Linked DNA regions of Homo sapiens: regions 1 and 2 are each linked to region 3. The links are chromatin contacts, found by Hi-C in ENCODE. All regions are on one chromosome and are shown on one strand. Each heading gives the region's core, a stretch centred on a gene start or an enhancer-like site at or near the end of the contact. The rest is flanking DNA. Distances are from core to core; before and after follow the strand shown. Region 1 holds the start of TASP1 (taspase 1). Region 2 holds the start of ZNF337 (zinc finger protein 337). Region 3 holds the start of CFAP61 (cilia and flagella associated protein 61).

The links. Hi-C counts contacts between places; a loop is a spot of excess contacts on that map. Pooled maps may share reads with other maps.
Region 1: a loop to region 3 is called in a pooled map, with 27 times the contacts of the local background. The contact joins the promoter of TASP1 here to the promoter of CFAP61 in region 3. A Hi-C loop is called at or near these places in 5 of 50 pooled maps.
Region 2: a map of CD8-positive, alpha-beta T cell shows a loop between it and region 3 (20-fold over the local background). The contact joins the promoter of ZNF337 here to the promoter of CFAP61 in region 3. A Hi-C loop is called at or near these places in 3 of 168 maps with a recorded cell type or tissue (CD8-positive, alpha-beta T cell, naive thymus-derived CD4-positive, alpha-beta T cell and tibial artery) and 10 of 50 pooled maps.

Annotation. Positions count from the first base shown.
Region 1 is chr20:13,637,650-13,640,476 of GRCh38, forward strand. TASP1 (taspase 1) reads right to left here and starts at 1,283. Exons shown (of 14, transcript NM_017714.3): 1 at 1,245-1,283. RefSeq lists enhancers at 640-1,140, 754-843 and a silencer at 1,034-1,183.
Region 2 is chr20:25,695,502-25,698,201 of GRCh38, forward strand. It overlaps ZNF337 (zinc finger protein 337), which reads right to left and starts at 1,352. Exons shown (of 5, transcript NM_015655.4): 1 at 1,258-1,352. It overlaps LOC107985400 (a long non-coding RNA gene), which reads left to right and starts at 1,540. Exons shown (of 2, transcript XR_007067557.1): 1 at 1,540-1,662. RefSeq lists an enhancer at 756-865.
Region 3 is chr20:20,051,057-20,053,900 of GRCh38, forward strand. CFAP61 (cilia and flagella associated protein 61) reads left to right here and starts at 1,476. Exons shown (of 27, transcript NM_015585.4): 1 at 1,476-1,535. CRNKL1 (crooked neck pre-mRNA splicing factor 1) reads right to left here and starts at 1,410. Exons shown (of 14, transcript NM_001278628.2): 1 at 1,236-1,410. The coding sequence starts at 1,286. RefSeq lists enhancers at 1,265-1,434, 1,445-1,744 and a silencer at 1,835-1,884.

The DNA of each region.
Region 1 (2,827 bases), core at 33-2,532, 6.4 Mb before region 3:
GATTCCATTTATATGAAATGCCAGTATAGGAAAATCCATAGATACAGAAAGTAGATTAGTGGTTACAAGGCCTGGGAGAGAAAGCAGAGAATCTAATGGGGAGTGACTGTCATGAGTATAGGATTTCTTTTGGGGGTGATGAAAATGTTCTGAAAGTAGATAGTGGTGATGGGTGCACAACTTTGCGATATGAGAAAAAGCACTGAAATTTACAATTTTAAAGAATAAATTTTATGGTGCATGAATACCTTAATAAGACTTTCTCAAGAGGAAAAAAGACAATCTATCCGTGCAATGAACACAATGTATGTAACTATGCCTCTTAGTTATAACCGTATTTTACACGCATACATTATGATCACAAATAGGTTAATATGAATAAAATATTAGAAAAAAGATCAAAATGCTGGGTTGGCAGAACTATAGGTGATCTCTTCATAACTATTTCTGCATTTTCCAGATGTTCCTTAGTAAGCACTGCTTTTTGTAAGTGGTGGGGAAAAGTTTTATTTACAACAAAAAAGATAAATTATTAAACTCCTAAGAATATAAGTAAAAATTCCTTCGCTAATAAAGAATAATAATAATTCAGCAATCTAATGGCCCCTAACACACCTTTCCTTCCCCTCCCCTACAGAAGCCAGGAAAGTTGAACTCTCTCCTTCCGGAAACACGATACCCTCGATTTCCAGGACATCTCTAGCTCCTGCTTTCCCCCCCTCCTCTCCAGCTGCTCCATCTTCTCGGTCCTTTCCTCCTCCTCTTCTTCCTCCTCCTCCTCCCCCTGAGTAGTAAGTGCTAACGACCCGCAGGACTCTCATCAGGCCTCTATTACTAAGTAAGGGGCTGCCTTACCCCCAACCCGCCACCCAGGACAAGGCGCACATTCTCGGCTGTCTGCGAACCTCGGACTCTGAGACATCTCCAGCCTGAGACTGCAAAGTGGGTGAAGAACTGCGAGAACTCCCCACATACAGACAGTACTTCCCCGGTGGCCACGAGGACGCCAAGCCGGAGATGAGGCTGGGAAGGGGGACGACGGGGCCGCCTAGAGCGACCAAGACTAGGGAACTAGGGACATCCTGGCCCCCTCCTCTAGCCCCGCCCGGGGCAAGGGGTGTCCTGCGCGCCGCCCCCTCTCGGACCCGGAGAGGACGTCCCAGCTAGCGTACGGGGCCCACACACAGAGGCAGCAGCGCGGAGGCGGCAGCGGCGCGGACAGCGTGGGAAAGAGGGACACTCACCCGCTTCAGCCCCGAGCCTTCACTGCACCGGAAGTAGTCACCCGCCCGTTGCCAGGGTGAGGAAGCGGGGCTGACATCAAGTCTCCCCATTGGTCATTCGGGGTACCACGTGGTCGGAAGCAGCCTCCCACAAGCGGCTCTGACTCCGCCCTCCGCTTCGGAGCGGCTCACCTGGCCTCAGAGGTGCAGCGCTAACTCCACCTGGGGCTTCGTTCTGAGCTGCGCATGCGCTATTGCTTATCTCTACCCACCCCGCCCCTGAATAAGCCCGCAGGATGTGATTATATCTGAGTGGTTGATTGACTAATACTGTGATGAGAAATGAAATTAAACTGACCATCATTTTATCTAGGTGTCGCTTAAGAGTTACTTTCTTTCAATCCTTAGAGCACTGTTAGACGGTAGGGAAAACTAAGGTTCAGCCTGCATTGCTTGTAGGAGTTGGGGCACGAGCCTTGCCCAGGGGGAAGGAGTGTAGGCGGTCTTTTATCGGCTAGGATGTAAGACCGAAACCCAGTCATGGGTTTTGATGACCCATGACTGATGGATTTTCCTTATACTTCCACCAAAACATCACGTCGAACTGAATGTAAAGGCAGAAATGAGAATCTAACTGGCTTCTTTAAGCCAGCTATAGAGGAATTTACACTAATGCAAAAGATAACACTTTTCTTACCACATTTTTTTGTTTTTGGAAAATATTTATTCTTCATTAAAATGTCTTAATTATATTAACACATAATGGTTTATTATTGTTATTTTAAATAACTTTTTAACATTTCAGTTTTTTGTTGGTTTTTTTCTTTTTTTTTTGGAGATGGAGTTTCACTCTGTCAACCAGGCTGGAGTGCAATGGCACGATCTCGGCTCACTGCAACCTCTGCCTCCCGGGCTCAAGCGATTCTCCTGCCTCAGACTCCTGAGTAGCTGGGATTACAGGCGCTCGATACACACCCGACTAATTTTTTGTATTTTTAGTAGAGACGGGTTTTCACCATGTTTGCCATGCTGGTCTCGAACTCCTGACCTCAGGTGATCCTACTGCCTTGGCCTCCCAAAGTTCTGGGATTACTGGCGTGAGCCACCGCACCCAGCCACATTTCAGCTTTGTATTCAATTTTTAATATAGTAAATATTAATAGATGTAACCCACAGAAACAAAAGCTTTGGAGTGTTCTCTACTATTTTGGGGAGTATAAAGGTATGCTGAAACCAAAAAGTTCGAGAACCACTGATACCATTATTATAAATATAACCTATGTGGTTTTATTATGTAACTTGGGGCTTTTTTTCTTTCTCTTCTACCACTGACTTCTTAGGGAGGGGCAAGGGGAAGAAGTTTATTACATAGTAAGAATAACAGTTTATTACATAGCAATAGTAACTGAAACCGATTTTGTTACCTAGAAGTAGGATGGATATTATAACAAAACATAACATAATAACATCATAAAAGTAAAACGTGTGGCACTGGCTTTGGAACTAGGTGAAGCAGCAAGAGCAGGAAGGGATCCAAAGTATTAACAAGAGTCTAAAAGGACTTGAGGAAGCTGCCAATGAGGGCTTAAAGGGAGCTAAGGAAG
Region 2 (2,700 bases), core at 102-2,601, 5.6 Mb after region 3:
GATATACCAGCTTTTTGGGAGGAACCCGTGTATATCTTTCTCTTATTGATTTATGATTTTCTTTTTGGAGGCAGGATCTCGCTGTGTTACCCAGGCTAGCGTGCAGTGCAGCCAACATAGCTGGTTACAGCCTCCACCTCCTGGACTCAACTGACTGGGCCTCCCAAGTAGCTGAGGCCACAGGCATGGGACACCACGCCCCGCTAATTTTTTTATTTTTCTAATTTCATGTAGAGACAGGGTCTTGCTGTGCTGCCCAGGCTGCTCTGGAACTCCTGGCCTCCCAAAGTGCTGGGACTACAGGCATGAGCCACACTGCTCAGCCTGATTTATGACTTTACCTGAAATTCCTGTCTCCCTGAATTGTATAAAATTAACCTGCAAGCCTGACCATCTCGGGCACTTTCACAGGACCTCTTGAGGCTGAATAACCTGGGCCACAGTCACTCATACTGACTAGGAATAAACCTTTTTAAATATATTTTGGCAGAACCCGGATTTTGCCGTCATTAGCAAGGCCCCAGGGAAGAGGCCACCTGGGTCCCCACAGCCACCTCACCTCCCGCGGACGCTGCCCCACGCAGATCCCCCCCCCCCCCCACCAAAACACGTCTAGACGTGCCCGTGCGAGGACATTTGGTCCCGGCCTACACTCCTATCCGCGGAAGATCGTCCCAAGGCGGGGTGCTCCCAACCCAAAGCAGCGGCCCTTCCCCAAAACACGCGGGCGAAGTCCTCCCCTGTCCCGCCTCCCACAATAAAGTCTGGAGCATCAGAGTCGGAGGGAACCCGAGTCGGACCTAGCCCATCCGTCTCATGGCTGTAACCCCCACCCCACCAGTGGACCCTGGCTGTGGCCGAGTCCCCCTCCACCTCCGGCCAAAAGACCCCCGTGGCAGCTCGCTAGGCCGCTGGCCCGTCCCCACCCGAGGAGCGGCGACCCTGGCACAAGAGGACCTGGGTTGCTCGGCGCCCCTGTGAAATCCGGGCTGTTCACCGCCCGAGCCGCCACTACACGCAACCGGGAACGGAGACTGAGTGGCGGCCCAGACCCGGGGCGCTCGGCAAGCCGCAGCCCCACCGCCCACTTCAAGGCGCGGCCTGGGTCTCCGCCCCTCCCCAGAACGCGGAGACGCCGGGCCTGGAGGAGCGCGCGCTACGGCCCCAGCAGCGCCCTCACGTCCCAGGCCTTCCCGGCCCTTCTTCCTGCGCCGGAAGGGCGCGCTGCAGAGAGGGACCCGCAGGAGCGCAGCTCACCGGGGCGGCTGAGGGCGAACCGAGGCGGTGAGGTCACCGATGGTGGACCACGCATCTCACGGCTCGCTGACGCCCAGGGATCTGGAACGCTCTGCGCCGCCCGGGACTACACTACCCAGAATCCTCAGCGCGGCCGGGACTACGCTACCCAGCATCCTCGGCGCGGCCCGGAGGCTATGCGACCCTGCGCGTCGCATCCCCTCGGTGGACTACACTCCCCAGAGTCCTCGGGAGTCGTCCAGGTACACGCCCCAGAATATTGGTCATAGCGGTCCACCCGGGACTGCGCGACCCGGAATCCTTGGAAGGACTTCTCGGAAGGACTCCTCTCTGACAGGTGGGGCGAGCCTATGGTCGTTTGGACGTGGAGGGATCCTTTCAGAACCGGCGATTTCTTTTATTTAGGTAGCCCTATACATACATTAAGCATATTTTCCCATTTCTATGATATAGGTAAATAATTTTCCCACTGTCTTTTGATTATGGGTATGTCTTTTTTTTTTCTTTTGTTTCTTTTTTTTGCTATGTAGTACTTTTGATCTCTGATTTTCCTACGGATTTTGTGGTTTTATCATTCACATTTAGATCTCTCAATGGTTTAATTTTTCTCCAGGTACACACTGTAAATATACAATTATTTTTAAAATTTTCTAATATTTTATTAATTTCCCATTAAATTTATTAAAAATATAGTCTTTTACCAAATAATTTAAGGTTTCAGCTACATAATTCAGTATACTCAATTTACATTTGCATTTCAATTTCTAATTGTTCCCCCATTTATCTAATTATGCATCAATGCCAGAATTCTTTCATTATGTAGGGTGTATAATATGCTGATATCTTTTGTGGCTTGCCAAACCACGTAGACTTTATATTTCAGGCCTTTACTAGGTATACTTGCTGTTTGCTTTTTCTCTTTTGGTTTTTAAATTTTTAATTATTCTGGATAAATATTAGTTGTACATATTTATAGGGTACATGTTATGTTTTGATACAGGCATACAGTGTTTAATGGTCAAATGAGGGTGATTGGGGTATCCATCCCCTCAAGCATTTAGCATTTCTTTGTTTTAGGAAGTTTCCAATTCTCTCTTATTTTTAAATATATAGTAAAATTGTTCTTAACTATAGTCACTGTATAGTGCTACCAACTACTAGATCTTATTCATTCTAACTGTATTTTTGTATCGATTAACAAGTCCCTCTTTATCTCCTCTACCCACCATCCTTCCCAGCCTCTGTTAACTATCTCATTCTACTCTCCATCTCCATGAGTTCACGTTTTTAGCCCCACAAATGAGTGAGCACATGTGATATTTGTCATGCTGTGCCTCATTTCGCTTAACATAATGTCCTCCATTTTCATACATGCTATTGAAAATGACAGAATTTCATTCTTTTAATGACTGGCTAATATCCCATTGTGTTAATGTACCACAC
Region 3 (2,844 bases), core at 226-2,725:
TCAAGTCAAAGGCAATTTCAGTAAGTTCTCATCATTAGACTGTAAGCTTCTTGAGGTCTTAGAAGCTTACAGTCTAACGTAGCTTAGAGCTGTGCTGTCCAACACAGTAGCTATGAGTCACATGTGGTGAGTACAAATTGAGGTGGACTGTAAGTGTAAAATACACATTGGTTTTGAAGATGAAGTATAAAAAAGAATAAACTACCTCATTACATTTTTTATACCGATTACATGTTGAAATGATAATATTTTGGATACATTAGCTCAAATAAAATATATATTATCAAAATTAATTTCACTTTTTTGCTTTGTTTTTACTTTTTAATGTAGATATGAGAAAATTTAAAATTTCATATGTGGTGTGCATTATATTTCCATTGGACCAGTGATGCCCAATAAAAGTTTATGTAGCTGAATTATAAAAAATGTTACTTAATGCCACATGTGGAGTAATGATGATAATGGTGATAGCTCATATTTAATAAGCACTAAGTGCCAGACACAGTGTTACTTGCTCTATATGCATTACTCCTGCGAGTCAGACAAATAGTTATGTAAAGGTCCAGTTCAAGAGAGTCATCCGGGCTCAAGAAAGACTGGAGGGAGGGTATCTGTAAAGGCTTCAAAGTCTGCCACATATTAAGCACTTGGTAAGTATTAGCTATCAAAGGAAATACCAGATAGTAAGTCTACTGTTTAATTAACTTATGATACTATACTACTCCTACCGTCTACTCTCGCCCTCCGCTGTCAGCTGGGCTAACTCCTATTCAGCCTTCAAGTCTCAGCTTAAAGGTCATTTCCTCAGCAAAATTTACTTTCAGGACCCCTTCATACGACCCCCTTATTCACGCCCATGGCATATTCTACTTTGCCTCTCGGTAACATCTAGCAAGGTCGTCTTTATACAGAAACTCGTGTTTTGAGTACTGCTTGTGGCCAGCGTACGAGCGTAGCTTCCCAGCGCCCAGTGCAGTGCCTGGCTCAGTAAATCTTCACCGAACCACCCCACTCCACTCCCCAGCAAAACCACCCCAGAACGAAGGCCACGCCAACGCGGGTCGTGCTCCGCGATGACAAGAGCCCGCGCCCCACCACCAGCTGCCCTTCCTCTCCATCTCTCAGGGTGAGCCTTCTCCCCGGCGGGAACACTCTCTCCCAACCCGGGCACCCTCAGGGCTGAGGGATGCCCCTTTCCTAGGCCACCTCCTACAAGGCCCCTCGCGATCGCCTACCTTGGCCACTTTGGGAATCCGCTGCTTCCCGGCCGCGGTGGAGGCCGCCATGTCTGCAGCAGTCGACCTCTGGACACCTGTCCCCGGCACGGACGCTAGAAATCGGCTCTGAGAGCTCACCGAAACCACAAAGCTTTCAGAAAACAAACAGGATCTCGGAACCGGAAGCGGAACTTGCAGGACTGACCTTTGACCTCTCGCTTGAGCCGTGACGGAGGCGGCACCGTTTCCATGGTGACCAGGCTGCGCGTCCTCCTTGCGGCAGCGCGTGGAGTGCGGCGTCCTGGAGCTGCGGATGAGGTGGGTAACGCCGTGCTGACTAGCAGCGACGCAAGGACTGCGGTGCAGGGCGTCCAGGGCGCATCCCCAGGTCAGCCTCCGGAACTGGGATGACCAGGCGAGGACGAGTGGCTCTGTCGAGCCGTGGCGCCCTGCAAGGGAGTAAGAACGGAGCTCCAATCTGGATGCTCGAGGGCGGGGGAAGAAGGGAGAGCGAGGAAACTACCATTCCCAGCATGCGACGGGGCGAGCTGCCGCCCTTTTAGGCTGCAATGCCTCGAGCATTGCATTCTAGTAGTCTCTGGGTCCACGCCCCCTCGTTTCTGGTTTCGGGACAGTTGTGCCCAAATAATTCTAAGGTGCCCAAATAATTAACTCTAAGGCTTGGAATTAAAAATAACAGAAGGTACTTTGAAGCCAGATATTAGGAAAAAATATAAATAGAGTAACTGGAAAACAACTCAGTCTTGTGATAAGAAACATGTTTAAATTCTGTGTGTGCCTTAATTACTCTAGTTAAATTTTCTTAGCCTCAATGTCCTCAACTATAAAACAAGGCTAATAACATCTGTTTCACTAGGATTAAAGACAAATGCTCAGTAGATGTTAGCTGTTATAATACTTAACCTGCCCTCAAAAACTGAAAAGCAAAGGTTAAGAGAATTTTTTTTAATAGACATTTTTAGAGAAGTTTTAGGTTCACAACAAAATTAAGTGGAAGACACAGAGATTTCCTCCCTCCACAGCTTCCTGCTATCAATTATTGTACCTCTTCCCTCCTCTAACAGCCTCCAACTCTTAAAAATATCCTCCACCAGAGCAGTACATTTGTTACAATCTTGAACCTACATTGACACATCATTATCACCCAAAGTTCATAGTTTATATTAGGGTTCACTCTTGGTGTACATTCTATGAGGTTGGACAAATGTATAATGACATGACTTGGCAGCTCATTTGTTAGGATAATTTCCACAGTTGCAAAGCTCTTTTGGTGTTTGGGGAAAATATATATTTATGTATGTAGTAATATCACGTCTACCAATGCAGATATTACTTTCAACAAAAGATTTATGCAGATTTCTAGAACTGCAGTCAGTTATAACCAACATCAATGTATTTGCCATAACTCTTTATTAACCATATTATTTAGATATTTTATCTCACTTTTCAAAATTTAAATAGAGAAGATTTTATATCACTTTCATAAAGCCACCTAACAAAATAAATAAATATTAAAAAGATGTTTCTTTGAAGTGATTTTCCTTAAATGTGTTACTGTAAACAATTGATTTACCAAATGAATCATTGGTTTAATCATCTGTTGCCT